2 separate regions of the Homo sapiens genome follow, and region 1 is linked to region 2. A link is a contact called in ENCODE Hi-C or POLR2A ChIA-PET data. All regions are on one chromosome and are shown on one strand. Each heading gives the region's core, a stretch centred on a gene start or an enhancer-like site at or near the end of the contact. The rest is flanking DNA. Distances are from core to core; before and after follow the strand shown. Region 1 holds the start of NSMCE1-DT (NSMCE1 divergent transcript). Region 2 overlaps LINC01567 (long intergenic non-protein coding RNA 1567).

Region 1 (3,090 bases), core at 335-2,834, 2.6 Mb before region 2:
CTGCATCCCTAGCTCTCAGACCAGGGATAGAATTCAAACGTTTGGAAAATTAACGCCTTGAAGACTCAAAGCAGTCCATTCACTTCCACGAGTAATTTCACTTGCTTTCTCACAATCCCTAGGTAAGATAACAGTTAACATATAATCAGCACTCCCATGTGACACTTTTCAATGGCCATGCTAAGCACCTGATATAGGTGTTATTATCTCTTGTAAATCTCACCAACACTATTTTGCAAGAACTAATATCCTCATTTAATGGAAGAGGAAACTGAGGCTCAGTGACTTGCCCAAGCGCCTGCCAACTAGTAAGTGGCAGAGCCAGGATTCTAGATCAGGCTCTATGACCACAGAGTCCACATTTTTCTTTTCTTTTTTTTTGAGCTCTGTCACCCAGGCTCGAGTGCTGTGGTACGATCTGGCTCACTGCAACCTCTGCCTCTCGGGTTCAAGTGATTCTCCTGCCTCAGCCTCCCGGGTAGCTGGGATTACAGGCACACACCACCACGCCCGGCTACTTTTTGTATTTTTAGTAGGGACGGGGGTTTCACCATGTTGGCCAAGCTGGTCTCGAACTCCTGACCTCAAGTGATCGGCCCGCCTTGGTCTCCCAAAGTGCTGGGATTACTTACAGGCGTGAGCCACCGCGACCGGACCAGAGTCCACATTTTTGACGTCGAGGCCACACTCAGTTCCACAGATGGGGAAACTGAGGCCCGGGGCAGGGCACTACATTGTGCCAGCGGAATGGTGGCCATTGAGGGAAGCCCAGGCTGCACGCCAATTCTTCCTCCTTGGTCAGGGAAGTCACTGAGGTGCAGGAGGCGGAGGGCGACAAGTGGAAGCCCCTTCCCATTATTAAGGATCGAGAGCGGGCGTAATTTGGGATCTAACCCACGAGGCGGAACCACCAGGGCAATGGCGCAAACGGAGAACCGGAAGTGCGTCACTCAACGGACGGGCGAATAAGCCGCAGGCCACCAATGGGAACGCCGCGTTCGCGTTCGCCCCGCCTCAAAGGAAGAAGAGTCCACCTTGCGACCGTATCCGCTAGCGCGGCCTGGGATGCGCTTGGGCTCCCTGGTGGGTAACGTGGGGAGCTAGGGGTTGGAGGGGAAAGAAGAGGGACTTCAAGGAAGGCGAGGGGAGGACGGAAGGTGGGGTGGGCGAGACAGGCAGTGGGGTCCGGCCCCGGGGTCGGTCCCCGTGGGCTGTGGAACTCGGGGACTGGGGTCTTGGGGTTTCCCCCTTCTTGATGGGGAAACTGAGGCCCAGACAGGGGCCGCAGAAAACAGCGGACTGGGATGTCCTCCCGCAACACACACGCAGACATCTAAAAATCTTACTATTTAGTGAAAAATATTTTTAATCGTAATTACGATTTAACAGGTAAAGATACTTTTCATTGTAACAGGTGAAAAAGCAAAATATAAAATTCGATTCAAACTGTGATTACATCTATGGAAAATACAGCCTTTGCCGACCACCCTCTTTGTCCCGCCGCCCTCCGTGCTCCCCTCTGTTTTGTGTACGGAGTTTCTTACTTTGTACAAGTCCGCAGCCGCTTATGTTACAGCCCCGAGGCCAGATGCGTTTAAAATCGAGGAGTTCTCGGAGTTTGGAAAGGTAAAGTCCCTATGTTCTATGTTAGGTTTCACCCTCAGAGGGGGCTGGAGCAGCGGCTTGTAATCAAATACACGACCCTTTCCACAGCTAAAGTTATGAAGATACGCATATATTACATTGACCTGGTCGCGGTGGCCCACGGCTATAATTCCAGCACTTTGGGAAGCTGAGGGGGGCGGATCACCTGAGGTTCGGAGTTCGAAACCAGCCTGGCTAATATGGTGAAACCCTGTCTCTACTAAAAATACAAAAAATTAGCCGGGCGTGGTGGTGCGTGCCTGTAATCCCAGCTACTCGGGAGGCTGAGACGGAAGGCTGAGGCAGGAGAATCGCTTGAACCCGGGAGGCGGAGGTTGCAGTGAATCAAGATCGTGCCACTTCACTCCAGCTTGGGCAACAAGAGCGAAACTCCGTCTCAAAAAAAAAAATGCATATATTTACACTGTTGGGATAAATAACCATAAATAGCCTCACCTTAAGTCAGGTCAAGTTTTCCAACTTAAACAAGTTTTGGTATTCAGACTTTTTTTTTTTTTTCCCCTGCATCCGATCATCCACTAGTATTCATACCTTTTTAGATTTGAGGGTTGCAGATGAGGGACCTGGATTGTAGTTGTTCTGTTCACTCACTTTTCTCACTCTCGCTGGATAGAGAGTGTCCTTGAAAACAGGAACTGTGCTGTTGTATGGTCACGTCTATCTCTGCCACCAACTCTTGTGTGTCACCTTGTGCCCTCTTAGTCTCAGTTTCCTCATCTGTAAGATGGGGTCAGTGACCCTTTGCTCATAAGGTTGTTCTGGTTTGGGTTAAATGAGGTCGGGCATGTGAAGCACTAGAATTGTGTTAGCACCCGCACGAATGGTATGACTGAGATTTACTTATTCCACAAACATTTCTATTTTAAAATTATTAAATTTAAATAAATTGATTTAATTAATGCATTTAATTAATTTAATAATAAATTTAAACGTATAGATGTATTTCTTAAAATGTGGGTGATAGGAATTTTAAAGATTTATATAATGCTTCAAAAGCCTTCGAAAAGGTTTTTTTAATTGGTTTATCTGTATATATGAACTCTTGAAACTTATGGCTAAAACACTAGGATTTATCTGCAAGGTTGCAGAGAGATAATTCTGCCTTAAATTGGCTAAAACAAAAACAAAACCAGCCAACCTATATTATACATGGGATTAAAACCAATTTTTCTCCCATTTTTTTTCTCCTTTTTTCTTTTGCTGCCCACATTATGCCTTATTTTATGAGCCCCAGTTTTCTGGGCTTAGTTAAAAAAAATTCAGTTCTAAACATTGAATTTAGGGAGTTTTTGTTCTTGAATAAAAAGGCATATACTTAGAAAAAAAATCTGTTTATCCGGGAAAATATATTGAAATCATGCTGCTGAGCCTCTATTTTCTTTGATGTTTTGGTTCTGTATTATTTTATCATAACTTTTTAGCATT
Region 2 (3,314 bases), core at 43-2,542:
AAATATTGTTATTTATTTATTATTTGGAATTTTATTATTATTTGGGTCACACTCTGTCCCCCACACTGGAGTGCAGTGGCATGATCTCAGCTCACTGCAATCTCCGTCTCCAAGGTGCAACGATTCTCCTGCCTCAGCCTCCCGAATAGCTGGGATCACAGGTGAGCGCCACCATGCTCAGCTAATTTTTGTATTTTTAGTAGAGATGGGGTTTCGCCGTGTTGGCCAGGCTGGTCTCAAACTCCTGATCTCAGGTGATCCACCCGCCTCTGCTTCCACCTCCCAAAGTGCTGGGATTACAGGTATGAGCCACCACTCCCAGCCTCCTTACCTTCATTTCCCCTTCTCTTCTGTTCACTACAGGGTTATCTCAAGAGGCTTGGGATGGTTAAACCCTGCACATCTCAGAGGAAGGACTGGCTCTTCACCTGTTCCTGCAGGATAACTGCTAACGGCTTAAAATATTCTGCCTGATAAGAGGGCTTCTGTATATCTGGGGCCTTGGGCCATGCCGGGTAGTTGATGCTAACAACATGATTTATGGTGGGTGCCTGCGGTCATGCTGTATCAGCCTGACCTCTGGAGGGGCTGGACACTGGGTAACTGATCCCCAAGAAAAGCCATGGACACTAAGGCTCAGGTGAGTTCCCCTGGTTGGCAGTGTTTTGCGTGTGTTGTCACACATCATTGCTGGGAGACTTAAGCACTGCACATATGACTATCTAGGAGGGTACAGCTGCAAGCTCCTGCCTGGATTCTGCCCTGAGCACCTTTTTCCTTTGCTGATTTTGTTTATCTATTTATTTATTTTTGAGATGGAGTCTCACTCTGTCACCAAGGTTGGAGTGCGGTGGCTGGATCTCGGCTCATTGCAACCTCCACCTCCCAGGTTCACGTGATTCTTCTGCTTCAGCCTCCCAAGGAGCTGGGATTACAGGTGCCAACCACCATGCCTGGCTAATTCTTATATGTTAGTAGAGACGGGGTTTTGCCATGTTGGCCAGGCTGGTCTCGAACTCCTGAGCTCAAGTGACAAGGCCGCCGGCCTCGACCTCCCAAAGTGCTGGGATTACAGGCATGAGCCACCGCGCCTGGCCCCTTTGCTGATTTTTAATCCGCATCCTTCCACTGTGTTAAGCTGTAACTGTGAATACAACAGCTTTTTTGAGTTCTGCGATTCTTTGCAGCAAATCGTCATACCTGAGCGTGTCTTGGGGACTCCCCGACACATCTTCCCACTCCCTCTTCTGTTTTCTCACTTCCTCTGGAGTAAACTGAAAGAGGCCCCTGCTTGCCTCTTGCAAGGCAGTTCTGAACACACTGAGATCATTTGTGATCTCATATCCTCTTCTAAGCAATTCATCAAGAAATTTCTTTCAAATAAACCCAGTGCTCTTCATGGAGGTGATGCTGATGAAAATGACTTTCTCCAGCTTATTACACGTTTGCAGAAGCTCCTGTTTAAGAGTTTGAGCATGTATGTGTGTGTGCATATACACCAGCACACACATGCATGCCCACAGCTGTCATGCCTTCACCAGAACCAGGACGAGGAGTTATTCTATTGCCAGAATTGAAGAACCATTTCCACATATTGTAAGGTCAGTGAAAGTACAATGAAAAATACACCTGCTAGCATGCCTATGCATGGCCTCTCTGCAAATAAGATGAAGGTCCCTTCACCACCTGCTTGCACTGCTAATGGCCCTGTAGATTCCACTGGATGGATTTGTAATTTTCTCAACCATTTCCCCTAATGCTGGATATTTGGGTTATTTCCAACATTTTTACGCTTCCAAATAAGGCACCCATAATGATTCTTGCAGAGTAATCATTAGGCTCTTCTATAATTATCTAATTATCCTTTTTTTTTTGTTTTTTTCTGAGGCAGGGTCTTGCTCTGACACCCAGGCTGGAGTACAGCGGCACGATCATGGCTCACTGCAGCCTCAGCCTCCCACGCTCAAGTGATTCCACAGTCTCAGCCTCCTGTGTAGCTGGGATCACAGGTGTGCGCCACCACGCCTGGCTAACTTTTTGTACTTTTTATAGAGACGGGGAGTTTTTTTGTATTTTTTTAAATAGAGACGATGTCTCACCATGTTGCTTAGGCTGTTCTGGAACTTCTGGACTCCAGTAATCCTCCTGCCTCAGCCTCCCAAGGTGCTGAGACTATAGGCATGAGCCACCGTGCCCAGCCATATAATTATCTTAAGATAAATTTCTATACATGGAATTTTTATACGTGGAATTTCTATACATGAATTAAAGAGCACAGATTTTTGTATGTTGGTTGCTTGGTTTTTAGAGGCAGTATCTCACTCCATTGCCCAGGTTGGAGTGCAGTGGTGCAATCATAGCTCACCGCACCACTGAATTCCTGGGCTCTAGGAGTCCTCCTTCCTCAGCCTCCTAAGCAACTAGGACTACAGAGTACATATGTTTTTAAGATCTTTGATATCTTATACCTTTTGGGGACTGTATCAGTTAAAAACTCTACCAGTACTGTAGAAACATGATCGTGTCTCTGTTTCCTTGCCACACTGGGCATTAATTACTTGATCCATTAATGAGTTAATTGCACCCTCAATAAGAGTATGGTAAAGTGTGACACATTTACACTACAGAATATTATGCTGTAAAGAATAAGGATGTAGGCCAGGTGAGGTGGCTCATGCCTGTAATCCCAGCACTTTGGGAGGCCGAGGCGGGCGGATGACGATGTGAAGAGATCGAGACCATCCTGGCCAACATGTTGAAACCCCGTCTCTACTAACAGTACAAAAATTAGCTGGGTGTGGTGGCAGGTGCCTGTAATTCCAGCTACTCGGGAGGCTGAGGCAGAAGAATCGCTTGAACCTGGGAGGCGGAGGTTGCAGTGAGCCAAAATGGCGCTACTGCACTCCAGACCGGGGACAGAGTGAGACTCTGTCTCCAAAACAAAACAAAACAAAACAAAGCAATTTAAAGAGAAAGACTTTTAGGTGAGGTCAAAAAGGCAAAACCTGACTTTGGTTGAAAACAAAAAAAATATGCCATACAGTTTCTTAGGAAAACTGAAATTAAAAGTATAAGCAAAGACATACCTTACCCAGTGATATTATGGACTTGAGAGACTCAGAAGGGGAAGGGTGGGAGGGAGGCTAAGGGTAAAAAACTGAACATTAGGTACAATGTACACTCCTCCTTTGACAGGCGCACTAAAATCTCAGAATTCATCGCTACATAATTCATCCACATAACAAAAAGCCACCTGTACCCCTAAAGCTATTGAAAAAAAATTTTTCTTAAAGACATACCAGATAAAGGTTAAG

Evidence for each region. Hi-C counts contacts between places; a loop is a spot of excess contacts on that map. ChIA-PET counts read pairs that join two places held with the same protein, here RNA polymerase II (POLR2A). Pooled maps may share reads with other maps.
Region 1: a loop to region 2 is called in a pooled map, with 4 times the contacts of the local background. The contact joins the promoter of NSMCE1-DT here to the enhancer-like site in region 2. A Hi-C loop is called at or near these places in 2 of 50 pooled maps. POLR2A ChIA-PET finds 5 or more read pairs at or near these places in 2 of 52 experiments (AG04450 and Panc1).

Annotation. Positions count from the first base shown.
Region 1 is chr16:27,266,699-27,269,788 of GRCh38, reverse strand. It overlaps NSMCE1-DT (NSMCE1 divergent transcript), which reads right to left and starts at 1,584. Exons shown (of 5, transcript NR_037184.1): 1 at 1,545-1,584. NSMCE1 (NSE1 component of SMC5/6 complex) reads left to right here and starts at 1,017. Exons shown (of 8, transcript NM_145080.4): 1 at 1,017-1,083. RefSeq lists a silencer at 1,044-1,123.
Region 2 is chr16:24,661,054-24,664,367 of GRCh38, reverse strand. LINC01567 (long intergenic non-protein coding RNA 1567) reads left to right here. Exons shown (of 3, transcript NR_122072.1): 3 at 364-2,946. It also overlaps a transcript of TNRC6A not described here. Among named protein-coding and RNA genes, the nearest start is that of LINC01567, 8.4 kb to the left of the region's middle. RefSeq lists an enhancer at 1,335-1,564. Within about 2 kb of position 1,292, at least 3 of the 41 ENCODE cell types and tissues checked have a DNase peak (open chromatin) inside an H3K27ac peak, as active enhancers do.